Regions from separate parts of the Homo sapiens genome. Here region 1 is linked to region 2. Evidence: chromatin contacts called from ENCODE Hi-C or POLR2A ChIA-PET data. All regions are on one chromosome and are shown on one strand. Each heading gives the region's core, a stretch centred on a gene start or an enhancer-like site at or near the end of the contact. The rest is flanking DNA. Distances are from core to core; before and after follow the strand shown.

Region 1 (7,479 bases), core at 2,069-4,568, 230 kb before region 2:
ATCCCTCGGAAATGAAAGGGCTTGCAGGCTGAAACCACTGCAGGAAAGCAAGGAAAAAGCCAAATGTCAAGCAAACAAAACAAGAAAGAAGCCTGTATTAGCCCGTTTTCACGCTGCTGATAAAGACATACGCGACACTGGGCAATTTACAAAAGAACGAGGCTGATTGGACTCACAGTTCTGCGTGGCTGGAGAGGCCTCACAATCATGGCGGAAGGCGAACGGTACTACTTACATGGCGGCAGCAAGAAAAAAATGACGCAGAAGCGAAAGCAGAAACTCCCTATTTAAAAAAAATCAGATCTCATGAGACTTACTACCATAAGGAAAGTATGAGAGAAAGCGCCCCCATGATTCAATGATCTCCCACCGGGTCCCTCCCACAACACGTGGGAGTTACAGGCGTATCATTCAAGATGAGATTTGGGTGGGGACACAGAGCCAAACCATATCAAGCCCCTACATCCAGAAAATGCAAATTTCATTCAACGCTAAAAAGAAATGTGCTGCCAAGCCATGAAAAGACATGGAGAAAACTTAAATGTATATTATTAAGTGGAAGAAGCCAGTATGAACAGGGTGCATACTGTATGATTCCAACTATATGACACTCTGGGAAAGGCAAGACTACGGAGACAGCAAAAAGACCAGTGGGTGCCAGGGGTTGTGGGGAGGGAGGGATGAACAGGCGGAGCACAGAGGATTTTTAGGGCCGTGAAACTACTCTAAGATGCTGTGACAGTGGATAAAGTCATCACACTTCGGTTAGAACTCATAGGACATCAACACCAAGAGTGAACCCCAATGTAAATATAGACTTTGGGTGATGATGCATCCATGTGGGTTCTTGATTTAATGAATGTACTACACATGTAGGGGCAGGGGTATATGGGGACTCTCTATACTTTGTTTTCAAATTTGCTATGAACCTAAAAAATAAAGTCTATTAGAAAACAAAACAAAAGGATCCCCAGATGCCCTGAGCTCTGTTTTACAAGGAGGGCCACCTGGCTCCTCAGGCCACAGCTCAGAAACCCCTGCTCTCCCTAGGAGGACTCACAGCCACATTTTCTCCTTTGCCTTTTAAGTGAGCTGTAGGGAATCCTTTGAGTCTCTTATCTGGGTCACCATTTAGGATAACTTCCACCGGAAGTGTCCTCTGCTTGGTTCCTTGACTTCAGTGTCACCTCCCCGGAGGCCTTCCCCAACTACCCCATTCCTAAGTCACTGTCCCTCCCATTATCTTGTATGATTTTCCGCCTAGCACTCATCATGTCTGAAATGAGCTCACCTGTTTACATATTTATTTTAAGTCACCCCTTTAGAGAATGCAAGCTCCACTAAGGCACTGACTGTGCCCCAGTGCCCAAAGCAGTGGCTGGCACAAAATAGGGGCTCAGCAAATATTTGTTGACTAAGTTATTTTGTTACTGAGCAGCAGCATAACCTAGGGCAAGGCAGTTAAACTTTTCTGGGCCCCAATTTCCTCATCTGTAAAATGGGCAACTACTCTTAATGATTGTGCTCCCTTTTCACGACAATGCTCTGAGTGTTGTCTCAACATGACCTTGTTTTGCCACGAAAGGACTTCTGCAGTGAAACAGGAGAGGTCCCCGATCCCCCTCAGGATGTGCCGCTTGCCTTTTCGGTCACCCCTGCTGCTCAAATCCCTCTCAGGAGGTGGAGCATGCAGATGGGAAGGTGCAGAGGCCAGGGTGAGCCATTTGGGCTCTGGCCCTACTGTAGTGTCTAAAGGTGGGTGCCTGCAACCCCAGTGTTACAAAGCTCTTTCAGCTTTGCTGTCCGCAGACAGCATGTGTTAACCAGCTCAATGGACCCTCTGCCTTTTCGCAAGGGCAGAGGGCCAGTGTGACAGCTCTCTGTATCACAAGCTCTTATCCAGCATCCCGGAAAAACTGGGTCACACATGGGCTTGAAGGATGAATGCGAGGTTTTATTGAATGGTAGAGGTAGCTTTCAGTGGGACGGATGAGGAGCCAGAAGGGGGGTATGGAGTAGGAAGGTGATCTTCCCCTGGAGTCAGGAGCCCAGCAGCCGGACTCCTCTCTGACCGTCCCCAGTCAAACTCCTCTCCATGTTCAGATGTTCCTCCTCCTCTCTCTTTCTCTACTGCATCGTTCCACTGTCCGTCTGCTGGTCTGCTGGCTTGCTCGTCTGTTTCTGAAGCCTGGGGTTCAGGGTTTATATGGGTGCAGGATAGGGGGTGTGGCAGGCCAAAAGGCAACTTTTTCCGCTCAAAAACAGGAATGCCTGTCCTCATTTAGGGCCGTGGGTCTTCAGGCTTGAGGGTGGGGCCTTTGCCAGGAGCCACCCTCTTCTACCCAGTATTTCCCTGTCTCCTGTCCGTATCACCAGGCCATCTGGATGAGTACTTATGGAGAGAGTTCCTAGCAGCTTAGGATGTTGCTTCACCTTGCAGACTTGAGTTTGCAGATGCCAGAGAGAGGTTGGAATGTGTGCTAAGTAGATTGGGGTATGTGAAAGTCTCTCCCCTAGAAGGTCAGCCGTAAGGAGGCAGGGATCTTGTGTTTTATTGATTTTTATGGCCCAAGAGTCTAGAACAGTGCCTGGCACCAAGGAGGCTCAACGAATAGTTATGAAATGAGCACAGGAGGAATGCTGGACACGTCATTGACAGTCAGAACATGAACTTCCATTCTTGGGTGAGTGTCGTGTGGTATGGAAACAGCAATAATAATGCCTTCCATTAGTGGAGCCCTCTGTAAGGTGTTTACACACACATCATCTCATTTGATCCTCATGACAACCCCATGAGATAAGTACCATTAAGTGTTATTATCCCCAATTTACAGATGAGATAACTGCGGCTCAAAGAGTTCAACCTGCCTGAGGCCACATAGCTGGTAAATGGCAGAGCCTGATCTTGAACCCAGGATTTTCTCGCCCTAGACCCAATGCTCTTATCTGCCTGTGTGTTGCTGGTCATGCAAAGCTCTGAGTGTGAGCAGCAGCTGGAAGCCTCACATGAGAGCCAAGGCCCTGAGGAGAGCCACCGTGGAGCAGACAGAAGAGCTACCTGTGACTGAGCCCAGGCCTGCTGTGCACACGGAGGCTGCCAGAGCTCTCAGCAGCAGGGGCTGGGTGAGAAGCAGGAGAGGCGGGTGAGCTGGGCCAGGCCCCTCTCAGCTCCAACAGTGGCCAAGTGCCCCTCTCGGGGAGCTCCTGAAGAGACCGCAGGGCCTCACGTAGGCACCGCCACCCTCAGGCCCAGACATGCATGGCTCCAAGCGGGCCCTTCACAGGGCACAGATGATGCCAAGGATGTGGGCAAACTGGTTTGAGGAACACAAAAACCAACTCAGAGTTTTCTCCCTTTCCTCAACAAGGCACCAGACCTGGCTTGTCACACCCCATGCCAAAGAGAAGTCTTCAAAGTGGTGTTTGCTTAGCCCCCACATCCTCCTGACTTTGCCAAAGTCCCTTATGTCTCCCTGAATCATACCTATGCACACGCACATGCACGCGCGCGCACACACATACACACACACACACACGGTGCCCAGGCCACCCCAGGCTCCTTTCCCTGGGAGCCCTCGAGCTGAGCCCTGGCCCACCTCTGTCCACAGCAATCCTTCGCACTCATCCTGCAGGCTCTTCTCTCTGCTGTCTGTTCCAAAGGCGCCTTCCCTCTTCTATACTCCAGAGCCTGCCCCAGGCCCTCCGCCCTGGTTCTGGCCATGGGGGCTTTCCACTAGATTTATCTGTACAGGTGACCGCTCCCCGTGTAGCCGCCAGCTCCCTGAGGGTGGGGCTCAGGTCCCTGTGCTGGGACCCACCTGGTCTAGGGGTCACAACCGCTGGCCACCCTGCATCAGGCCCTGTCAGGGAGCCCTGGGAGTCAGTAGTTTAGCAAACCTGTCTGGGGCCTTCCCCCTAGAAGCCACGGGGGCAGTCATGAAGAAATGGAGGGTGAAGGTGGGTGAGGCCAGGACAGGTGGCGGTCCACACACTTGCTGTGTTAGTCATCAAGGGCACCCAGCAGGGCAGAGGTCATCCCTAAAGCTGTGGCGAAGGGGATGGGTGGGGAGAAGGAGACAACGCATGCCAGGGAAAAGGCATCATGTCAAAACATCTTGCTGGAAAGGCAGTTTTCCTTCCAAACTCCCCAACAAGACCCGAAACGGTAAGTGGAAGGATGTCTTGATTAATCTCAGGCTGACGTTTTGCATTTGCTCTTGCAGCCAACACACACCGAGCCATCAAATCACCCTCCTGCTCCGTGCCAGACTCCGAACATGGAGTCCTCATTCCTGCCTCAGCAGCACTGGACAGAGCTTCTCTGTCCTCCCCCCTGGAAACGAGCCCCCAGCACAGGACCAAACAGATCATTGCTTCTACCTAGTGGAGCTAATAGCTGTTCATTGACCACATAGTCACTGGTCCCCTACTCTCCCAGCCCCTTGCTAAGCACGTCACATGCATTATCTCATTTACAAATGGGGTGGTTCCCAGAGATGGTTCTGGGGACCACAGTGGAGTGGGGAGGGGGCACTTCTGACCTGAGTGGAGTGAAAAGACAGCTGGCCCAGTCTCTTTTTGCGTCTGCTGCCCAGCATCATTGTCAACAGAGTCCACCTCATGCTTAGGAATGGCCCGGTTTGGAAGGTCAATTCTAGGTTCAGAGATTGGCCCAAGGCACCCTGTACCTGAGAGGGGCAGACACTAGAGGGCGCAAGGGAGCTGCGCTTGGTGGCCCAGGCTCAGGGATGTCAACTGGGCTGCAGCCTTGGGGCAAGGGCTATCTGCAGAGAGTGGAGGTGGGAGGCAGGTGGGGGGAGCGGGGGAGAGTGCCTAACCCTGCTCCCTCACAGAGCCCTTGCCCAGACCCAGCCCTAGCCCACATCCTCTCACCTCCATCAATCGCCCAGCAGGAGCCTGACCGGCCTGGGAACACAAGAGGGAAAAAGAGGTTCTGGGCCTGGCCTCTCCCCTCTCCACCACTTCAGCCCAGCCAGGCCCCAGCAAGCCTCTCCCCTGGGCTGGAGCCCTCAGACTCTCAGGCCGCTCTCCCGATGGGCTGGGACTGCAAATGAACCACGTTCTGGAAAAACAGCCAGGCCGTGCATCAAAGAAACTCCACGGCCCTCCAGGGGGTAGGTGTGGGGCGGGCCGGAAGCAGGAGGTGGAAGGACTGATAGAGCCCTTGGTTAGGAGTTCCGGTTCGGAACACCTTCTCCTCCTTAACCCACCCTCAGGAGCCACGAGGGCTCAGTTACAAGGCTCAGGTGGCAGCATCCTGGCCTGTGAATCAGGCTGACCAGGGTCCCTGCCCCGCCTGCTCCCACGGCCACAGGGCTTGTAACCTATGAAAAGCCCACTTCTCATGGTCCTAGCCTGGCCAGAGGTTCTGAATGTGCCACTGCCCCGTCCAAGACTCTGCCCGCAATCAGACGTGGGGCAGAGGGGGCGCCTCCAGGAGGCAAACTTTCCATTCCCACTGGGACAATGCCATGACCCCAGCCCCTGCTGACTCCTCTCCAGCCAATGGATCAGGCCACAGGAGGCCCTGCCTGCCTCCAGAAACTGGACGCCCCAAGCCTCTAAGTCCTCTTCTTGAGAGAAGGCCACATAAAAGGCAAGGTGGTGACGTCTTAGAGGCACGTACTTCGGTGTCCCACAGACTTGGGTATAGGTTGTATCTCTGATATTAGCGCCTTGGGCACAATACTTCACTTCTCTAAGCCTGGGTTGATTCACCTGTAAAAGGTAATAAGAACATCTACTTCACAAGGCTGGTGTAAGGATTAAATGCTACAAAGAACAGAAAGCGCAGAGCCGAGTTCCTGGTGCCCAAGCCAGCAGGAAAGTGGAGGAAGATGCTCTGAGCAGCACCTGCAGGGCCCTTCCGGCTCAGCCCAGTTTCTCTCTGCAGTGGAGTCCCAGTCTGCAAGCTAAGAACGGAGATGGACTTTCAATCCCAGCTTGGTATACATGGTATACACGGGTGAATTTTCTATTAGACAGTGGCACCAACGGATGTAGGAAGCCATGAATGCCTCGGTGTCAGCAGCCTCAGCCTAAGAATCATTCATTCATTCATTTGTTCATTCATTCACTTATTCAACAGACACCTTTTTGTCCAGACAGTCCCAGATTACAACTGTTGTCCAGATGTAATTATTAATAGCCTCCTTTGACCTTGAAGTGTCCCAGTTTGGATGATAAATTATACGGTCTCTCTGCCTACTGAGCACCTACTATGTGTCAGGTCCCAGGCTAGGCCCCGGGGATTGAGAGAGAGATAACGTAATGGCCCTGCCCTCTAGGGCTCCGGAGACAAGGCGGCGATTGCAAGGCAGTGTGAGAAGGCGGGGATGGACATGCTGCCACGGGACCCCTGTACCCCTTGACAAACCTGTCAAGAAACAACCTTTGACTTTCCTGCCCTTCTTGGGTTTATTTACTTTTACTTGTTTACAAAAAAACATTTTTTGGGTTAACTCATGTCATGCTTTTCCCACCTGATACAGGAAGCAGCAGTCCTTTTATTTATTATGTTTTCCTCTGGCCTCAGAAGTTGCCTTTTATTGAGATATATATGATCCTTTTTCAAGAATCTCAAATATCCCATCTGTTCCCTACATGATGTCACAAACATCAGTTTTCCAGAAGCAGGGTCCTAATTTATTTCTTCATGAAAAGGGTATGACATGAAAATGGCAGTGACCCCGGGGCATGCTCTGGTTGGCCAGCTCCTCACTACTTGTGCCAGAAACACCTCCATGACATTTAGGGAAAAAGACAGGAGGAGTCACAGGAGAGAAGATGAGATGAGAGGCAGGGATGTTCCCTGGGTGGGCTCCTTCCTGATCATCTAAGTTGGGTGTGGGGAGGATGGTTGCCTCCCCACAAAGGACCTTAGGCAGCCAAGTGTATGGGACAGGGCAGTGGCCTCTCCCTTCATGCCAGACCAGGGATGCCTTGGCCTGTGCAGTCTGTAAGGAGCCCAACCCCGCCAGTTTCCCACACCCCATACCCATTCTCCTCAGCTCAAGCCTCCTCCTTCCCTACCTAGGTCCTCCCAGTCTCCTACTCAGTTAACTCCAGAGCACCAGGGGCCAACTGGCATCGCATCTCCTTGTCCAGCACTTGGGGATCGACTTCCTGATTCTGTCTCACAATTTCCCGAGTCACTAGATGAAAATCCTGATAATTCACAGCCCGGAAGGAACACTACCTTATTTAGATGTGCTGCCCCCAGAGGAGGGGGAAAGAAGGAGGAGGAGGGGGATTTAGAAGCAGGTAGAGTAAAAGGAGAAGATAGAAGGCACCGGTGATTCTGAGAATTCAAGGTAATGATGATGTCATCACAGGGAGGGTTTCACTGGGGTCAGTGGGTGGGGGCAGGGCACGGTGGCTCAGACTTGTGACTCATTTGTAGAAGTGGGCCCTGTATTCAGAAGTCATTCATTGAGTAAGCCAGTAATTGTTTTGACA
Region 2 (6,694 bases), core at 3,735-6,234:
GACGAGTTAAGTACACCAGTGGAAGAAAATCTGGGTATTCACATGGAATCAGAGGCTCATGGAAGCATCAATTCAGACCTGGCTGTATTACATTTGTGACTAATCTAATATTTCTACTAAACACACTTTATAGCTGTAAGTAAGGACTCTGTGAGAGTACTGTATTCCACTTTTTGTTTCTCACTTTTAAAGGGACATATAAAAATGGAAATGTTGAGACAATGACAACTATGATTAAGCACTCAGAAAACATTCCTCCTTGGAGCAAAGTCTAAAAAAGTTGAAATGGCTAAGTTAAATAACTTTAAAAATACACCATTATTAAATGGAGTAATTAAAAATATGGGCCGGGTGCAGTGGCTCATGCCTGTAATCCCAGCACTTTGGGAGGCCAAGGCAGGTGGACCACTTGAGATCAGGAGTTTGAGACCAGCCTGGTCAACATGGTGAAACCCCGTCTCTACTAAAAATACAAAAACTAGCCAGGTGTGTGGTGGTGCACACCTGTAGTTCCAGCTACTTGGGAGGCTGAGGCAGAAGAATCACTTGAACCTGGGAGGCAGAGGTTGCAGTGAGATGAGATTGTGCCACTGTACTCCAGCTTGGGTGACAGAGCAAGACTCTGTCTCAAAAAAAAAAAAAGAAAAAAAGAAGGCATACTACTATATGGATAATTTTGATCAGCTGTTCTCTGATGAGGCACAGTATAAATGAGAAGAGTTTAAAAGGCATTAAGAGGAATTTAGTTGGTAAATGAATTCTCCACAGAACAGAGTAGTGAATAATAACTCCATTTACTAAGCACTAATGCATCATGTCCTGTATTAAGTGCTTTTCCTCTATGATATCATCTATTCTTCATATCAACCTATGAGAGAAGTGTTATCCCATCTTACAGATGAGAGCACGGGAACTTCAGAGAAGCTATAGAACCTCTCTAAGGTCATATAGGTGGTAAATGACAAAGAGGCATCGAACTCCAGGTTTCTCTCACTTAAATCTACCCCACTCTTAGGTCTCTGGTTATCACTTTTGTGACTTCTATGTCCTTATCTGCATACTTGACATCTGGTTCCACATGTGACTTGGGTGTTTTAGTAGATGCCTGGGCTGGCCAAGTCCTTGAGGGTGTTTCCAGGAATATTTATTAAACTTATTTTGGTACCTGAACTGAAGTGATTAGTTCAGGGCCAGAGGACTTGATGGACACTTTCCAGTAGAAAGAAGGTGGAATGCAAGCAAAGAACTTTACATTTAAAAAATATGAAAGATGAGACTATTGTAATTGCAAACAGAGTATGTCTAATGGCATGAACCCTAACCAAGTCTTTGTTCAGAAATGTGTTTTGTAAGTTTGTTAACATCTCAAACAAGCCTTTAAGAGGGCAGTAATCTTAACAGATGTCCACCATCAGGATTTTCTTAGCATGTGGAAAAGTATTTTAAGTAAGCCCCCCAAAACAATAACAGACTTAGCAGATGTTGTTCTACTAAGAGTTGGTATGAACTACTTGTAATGATGCCCAGTCACTCAAGACACGAAAAGGGTAAGGGGAAGAAAAGTTTTTTTTTTCTCTTGTTGCATCTTGATTCCAGGCCTACTACCTGCTGTTGATTGCATTACAGTTTCTTTAAGAAGTGAAACTATTTTCAAAAGCCAGAGGTCAGGAGTGAGTGAATTTACTATGAGTTTGTTATAAAACTCCAATGAATGGCTTTACTGCTCTTAAATAGGTACAGATCACTTTTCCTATGAATTACCTTTAAAATATTTTCCCTGGAAAAAAAAACAGTGCATACAATAGTTATCCTAGACTAACCTACAAACATTTTTCTAACTCCTTCTTTCTCACTGCACACATGTTTTAATGATGGTCCAAGAAAGATGTAGAGAACAAGAAAAAAGCCTTCTGCCTTTCCAGGACACAGAAGGGTATCTACCTGATTTCTATTACCTGGTATTTACTAAAAGTTCAGGCACATAAATAGCACTAGGTAACTTCACGTGCACATCACTGGTCTCTGTGTTCAAGAAGTCAATCTGTAGGTAGCTAAAGCTTGACCTCCACATGAAAATGAAAAGATACCAGAAGATGAGATTAGCACAGGTTTCCAAAGTGCTCCTTGCTTGAGTTTTTACAACACCTTTACAAAACAGGTAGCAAGTGTCAACATACTCATTGTAGAGAGAAGAAAGAAACCTGAGGCTTGAGATGGATGATTTGTCCAAGCTGGAAACAGTGAAACTGGAATTGTAATCTTTCTCTGTACCTGGAGTTTTCATATTTGCTTAAGAATAATCTGGAGGGGGTGGGAGGGCTTGTTAAAAACTCAGATACCCAGATCCCACCCCAAAGAAGGCAATTTACTAGGTTTATTCAGCAGGTCGGAGGTGAGACCTGGGAATGTGCATGCTAACCTGTTCCTTAGTGGATGCAGGTGGTCCTCACACCACAGTTTGAAAAAATACTGCTCTAGACCTCATGCAATGATGCACGGCCAGGGCTGGAATGGGAAGGGGTGTGGTCAATGCAAATGTGCCTCCCATCCCCGTGGCATGGGATCACTGACTACTTGAAAGGCACTGTGGACAACAGGAAGGTAAGGAAAACACAGGTCTGCTCTTAAGGCCTAGTATGGGAGATAAGACATTTATTGAAACTACCAGAAAAAAGGTGGTTTCTGCCAGATGTACACATGGGTAAAATGAGTGTGGTTATATTCAGGTAAACAGAAGGCAAGGCAAGGAAGCAGTCAAATCAAAACTGAGGCTGGAAGTAACGAGGACACAGACACTACTTAACAAGGCAGGGCAATGGATCCGAGGCCAGGTTCTCAATGTGGACAGCAGACCATGCGTCCTGCACCACACCGAGCAGCTTTTTGCCCATTGAGAAAGGCATATTTCATATTTCAGGCTGCCCAGGGTGCCTACTGGTGAGGGGTATCTACCTAGAGAGGAAGCAAGAACAGGGATAGATCCTGATGCGATGCCAATGGTGAACTGCAAAGGAAAGAAAACGTGAGGTTAAAAAAATAAAAAGTTCTGTTTAGTTGTAAAGTGAGAGATGTTCTGGAGATTAAAAAAAAAAATCTGGGCTTTGAGATTGAATCTCAGCCAGGTTCACTGCTGAAATTTCTCCTTTAAACTAACAAATTCTAAATGTTATCTGTCTGGCTCAGGCCTTTCTTGAACTCAGAACTTGTAACTCAACCTGCTCACAAGCAACCCTGCCCCCAAAACCTACTCCCATATCCACCTCATCTCAGAAAATGGCAGCTTCTATCTCTTGGTTCCCAGACCAAAAACCTCTGTCATTGCTGACTCCTTTCTCTCACACCCCATAGTCAATTGGCCTGGTTGGCCTAAGAGGCGCCCACTGAGAGCAGGGCTCAGAACCTACTGAACTTCTCACTGGGGCTAAAACCTCCCTGGATAAGCTGGGGCAATTTCACCTCAGGGCACTGGCCCAGTTCTCCTGCTGTTCTCTCTGCCTGGAACTCTTCCCAGCCATTTGCGGGGCGGGCTTCTTCACCTGCTTCAGGTCTTACTCAAATGTCAGCTTCTGAGTGAGGCTTCCTGAACCATCTATTTAAGATAAGCCCCTTCCATCTCTGGTACTTGGTCTTCTGTGTTGTCGTTTTCTCCGTGGCATAAGACATTCTACACGTATTCACTCATCATCTCCCCCCATGACTCCTCACTAGAATATAATCTCCTCCAGAATGAGGATCTGCCTCTGTTTTGTTCACTTTTATAACCTCATTATTCTTAGCAAGAATAATGCCAAGCATATTAGACACTTAAAAAATATTTGTAGTATTAAAGTCCAATGAATATAAAAAAGAGATGGAAGTCAAATTTCTAAATGAACATTAAAAGCCAATAAATGTATATATCTTTATGGAAATAGTCATTATGGAAAAGAAGAGTTTAACGGTCTTGGAAAGGGATTGGCAAACTTTTTCAGTAAAAGGCCAGGTAGTAAATATTGTCATCTTTGCATCCATAATGCCTGTATTGCAGCTACTTAGCTCTCCTGCTGAAGTGCAAAGGCAGCCGCAGATAATATGTAAATGAATGAGCACGGCTGTGTTCCAACAACATTTTGTTTATGGATACTAAAATTCAAGTTTCATGTAATTTTTACGAGTCATGAAACATTATTATTTAAATATTTTTCTAACCATTTAAAAAATGTAAAAGTCATTCTTAGCTGTGGGCTGGATTTGGCCAGGAGGTTTTAGTTTGCTGACTCTTGATCTAGGATTATAGAAATATTTGACAGTTCTACAGATGCTGAAAGTACGAAAAGTATCCAGGAAGAAATATAGGCAAACCCCACCCCCCTAGAATAGGTTATTAGCAAAAATGAAAAGAGGCCCTTTGGTCAAACTTCTTAGAAGCTATATTCCATCAGCAGGTAAACCACAGGAATTAGCTTTTTTCAGGCAAGGGTGAGGTGAGCATTAGGCAACTCGTGGACTGTGGGAGTTCTCACAACCATACTAGATTGTAACTGTGCAAGAGGGAGCTATTTATATGATTTTGAACGAAGCTTGAGGCATATTCTGGTGCTTTTTAACTTCTATGTTAGGTGAAAAAGCTGCCTACAAAAGCCTTCCTCCCACCCAAAATACTAGCTGTTAGTTGGTGACTGATCCTCAGAAATATTAACATGAATCATATATGCTCTTTTCACAGTGCAAAAAGAGATAATTTTAACACTCAGAAAATGTCATAAACCACACAATAGAGAAGCTATCCAGCCTTCAAATTGTAAATAAATAAAATCCTGTTCCTGCATGGAAGCCTCTTCCTCCTTTCGATTCTGATGCTTCCTCCTCTGGATTCTGATGCCTGCAGGGCTGGCTGGTGTTAACCGTGTTCAGTCTGATGCTGAAGGCAGCCTTTGCTCTCCATCCTTCCTCCCTGGCGCCCACCCTTGTTAGCCCGACTGTCTTTGGGAACCCATAGCACTCAGCCTTGCCCTTTCTCTAGCTGCTGCTCTTCTCACCTACAGACAGCTTGTGGCTGCCCTGTCTCTACTGCGATCAGCCCGGGTTGGCCTAAGCAGCACCAGCTGAGAGCAGGGCTCAGCCTTTATCCAGGCTTCAGGAAAGAACCCCTGAGTTAATTTTCTTCTTCCTACTTGGAGAAACAGGTATTTTTGTCTTTGATCCCTAAGCTCTGTTTTCTTTCTCTTGTTACTAAACAGTTCACTCCCTATCCACTCTCCTTTTTTTGCAACTTCATCATTTTTCCACATTGCACCGTTTGGCACAGGAGAAGGAAAGAACCACATCAAATAAAGGAATGCAACCACAAAAGCTGCCTTGAGAAACAGGGCCCCAGATTTTTTTTTTTTTTTTTTTTTTTGTCAATTTACCGTTTTTGGACTTGTTCTCCCATAATCAAATCCTCCCTATCGTGCTAACAATGTGGTGGTGTGTCAAAACATTGGAATTCTGCTTCAATCAGCAACCCAGAGCTTAATAGGAAAATGAAGCAACAAAATGTTGCTCTTACTGTTAACCTTAGGCTAGGCCTGTCCTTAGGATGGGGACTGTTTGCTTCTTTATGGTAAATGGGCCAAACGTTCAGTTTTGTGAGAGCTTGCATTGTCAGCAGAGGCCCACAGCAGTGTCTTGAGCACCATTCAGGCACGCTTCTAAAGCTCAAGTACCGCAAACTGAAGTACGAAGCATCCCACAATTTAGTAAGCCAGAGAAGAGTTAAGACTAAATTTGTTTGCAAAAATTTTAAAGACACATTCATTTTACTGGCAGCAAGTCAGGGGTCTGGCTCTATGACACTCATGTCTGCAGTTATCACAAAAGGGCTTGCGTGAAATTAAAGTGGTTGTTTTGTTTCTTGTTTTTAAATTAAAAATGTGTGCAATATGTAAACCATTTAGGGACAACAATAAGGTGCCACAATTCCAAACCAAAACATTTGCAAGTCACCACTCTATGTCCTCAGGGAGTATGTGATATAGTTAATGTTTCTAATATTCATCATCAATGAAAACATCAGTTACAGGTAGAGAATTTCTGATTTAGCAATTTTTTAATCTTTTGTGATTAACTGGGTAAATTAAACTGTTTGAAGGTAAGTATTTTTGTTGTTTTGGTTTGGTTCACATGGAGTCATGTGCCACTTTGGTTAATGTGGGAAATAGCCTCTTCTTCAACATCATCTGTTGCATATACAAGCAGTGAGTAGAAGTGTATCTGTCCCTGAACACCAAAGTAGTGTGACCTCCCTTCAGAGATTTCTCTTGGGGAGAGAGGAAGGGGTGGGAGGAGACATACCTTTTCTCCCACCCTTGTTCTAGCATAGCATATTGGAATCTCAGGGTGGAGAAATGTGTTATTTGAAAAGAAGGAAAAAAGCTCATAGCTGGTTCTGATATGGACTAAAAGGACAGACTACCTGACTGCCCCACCCCTGAGAAATGCTGTTTCAACCATACAGAAGGAATCTTCTATCCTCAGAAGTTAAAGACCTCAGTTAATAGGTAAAGTTGCTGCTCTTCTAATTTTGGCAACATTCAGCCTGGCCCCAGTTCTACCTTGAAGAGCCGAGTTATTGGTGTCATTCCAGTTGCCCATTGATCTTCCTGTCCCCTCTGGAGACCTCTACTCTCACTCCCACCACAGCTGCCCAATAAGCAGAGAGTACGATCAAGTC

Evidence for each region. A loop is a pair of places that touch in the nucleus more often than their neighbours do. ChIA-PET counts read pairs that join two places held with the same protein, here RNA polymerase II (POLR2A). Pooled maps may share reads with other maps.
Region 1: a pooled map shows a loop between it and region 2 (2.0-fold over the local background). The contact joins two enhancer-like sites. A Hi-C loop is called at or near these places in 4 of 50 pooled maps. POLR2A ChIA-PET finds 5 or more read pairs at or near these places in 4 of 52 experiments (AG04450, MCF 10A, T-cell and 1 more).

What each region holds. Positions count from the first base shown.
Region 1 is chr2:28,449,895-28,457,373 of GRCh38, reverse strand. It overlaps LOC102723530 (a long non-coding RNA gene), which reads left to right and starts at 7,189. Exons shown (of 2, transcript NR_187669.1): 1 at 7,189-7,334. RefSeq lists enhancers at 4,617-5,130, 5,131-5,644. Within about 2 kb of position 3,318, at least 2 of the 41 ENCODE cell types and tissues checked have a DNase peak (open chromatin) inside an H3K27ac peak, as active enhancers do.
Region 2 is chr2:28,223,538-28,230,231 of GRCh38, reverse strand. The region is part of intron 7 of BABAM2 (BRISC and BRCA1 A complex member 2); the gene reads right to left. Among named protein-coding and RNA genes, the nearest start is that of BABAM2-AS2, 84 kb to the left of the region's middle. Within about 2 kb of position 4,984, at least 7 of the 41 ENCODE cell types and tissues checked have a DNase peak (open chromatin) inside an H3K27ac peak, as active enhancers do.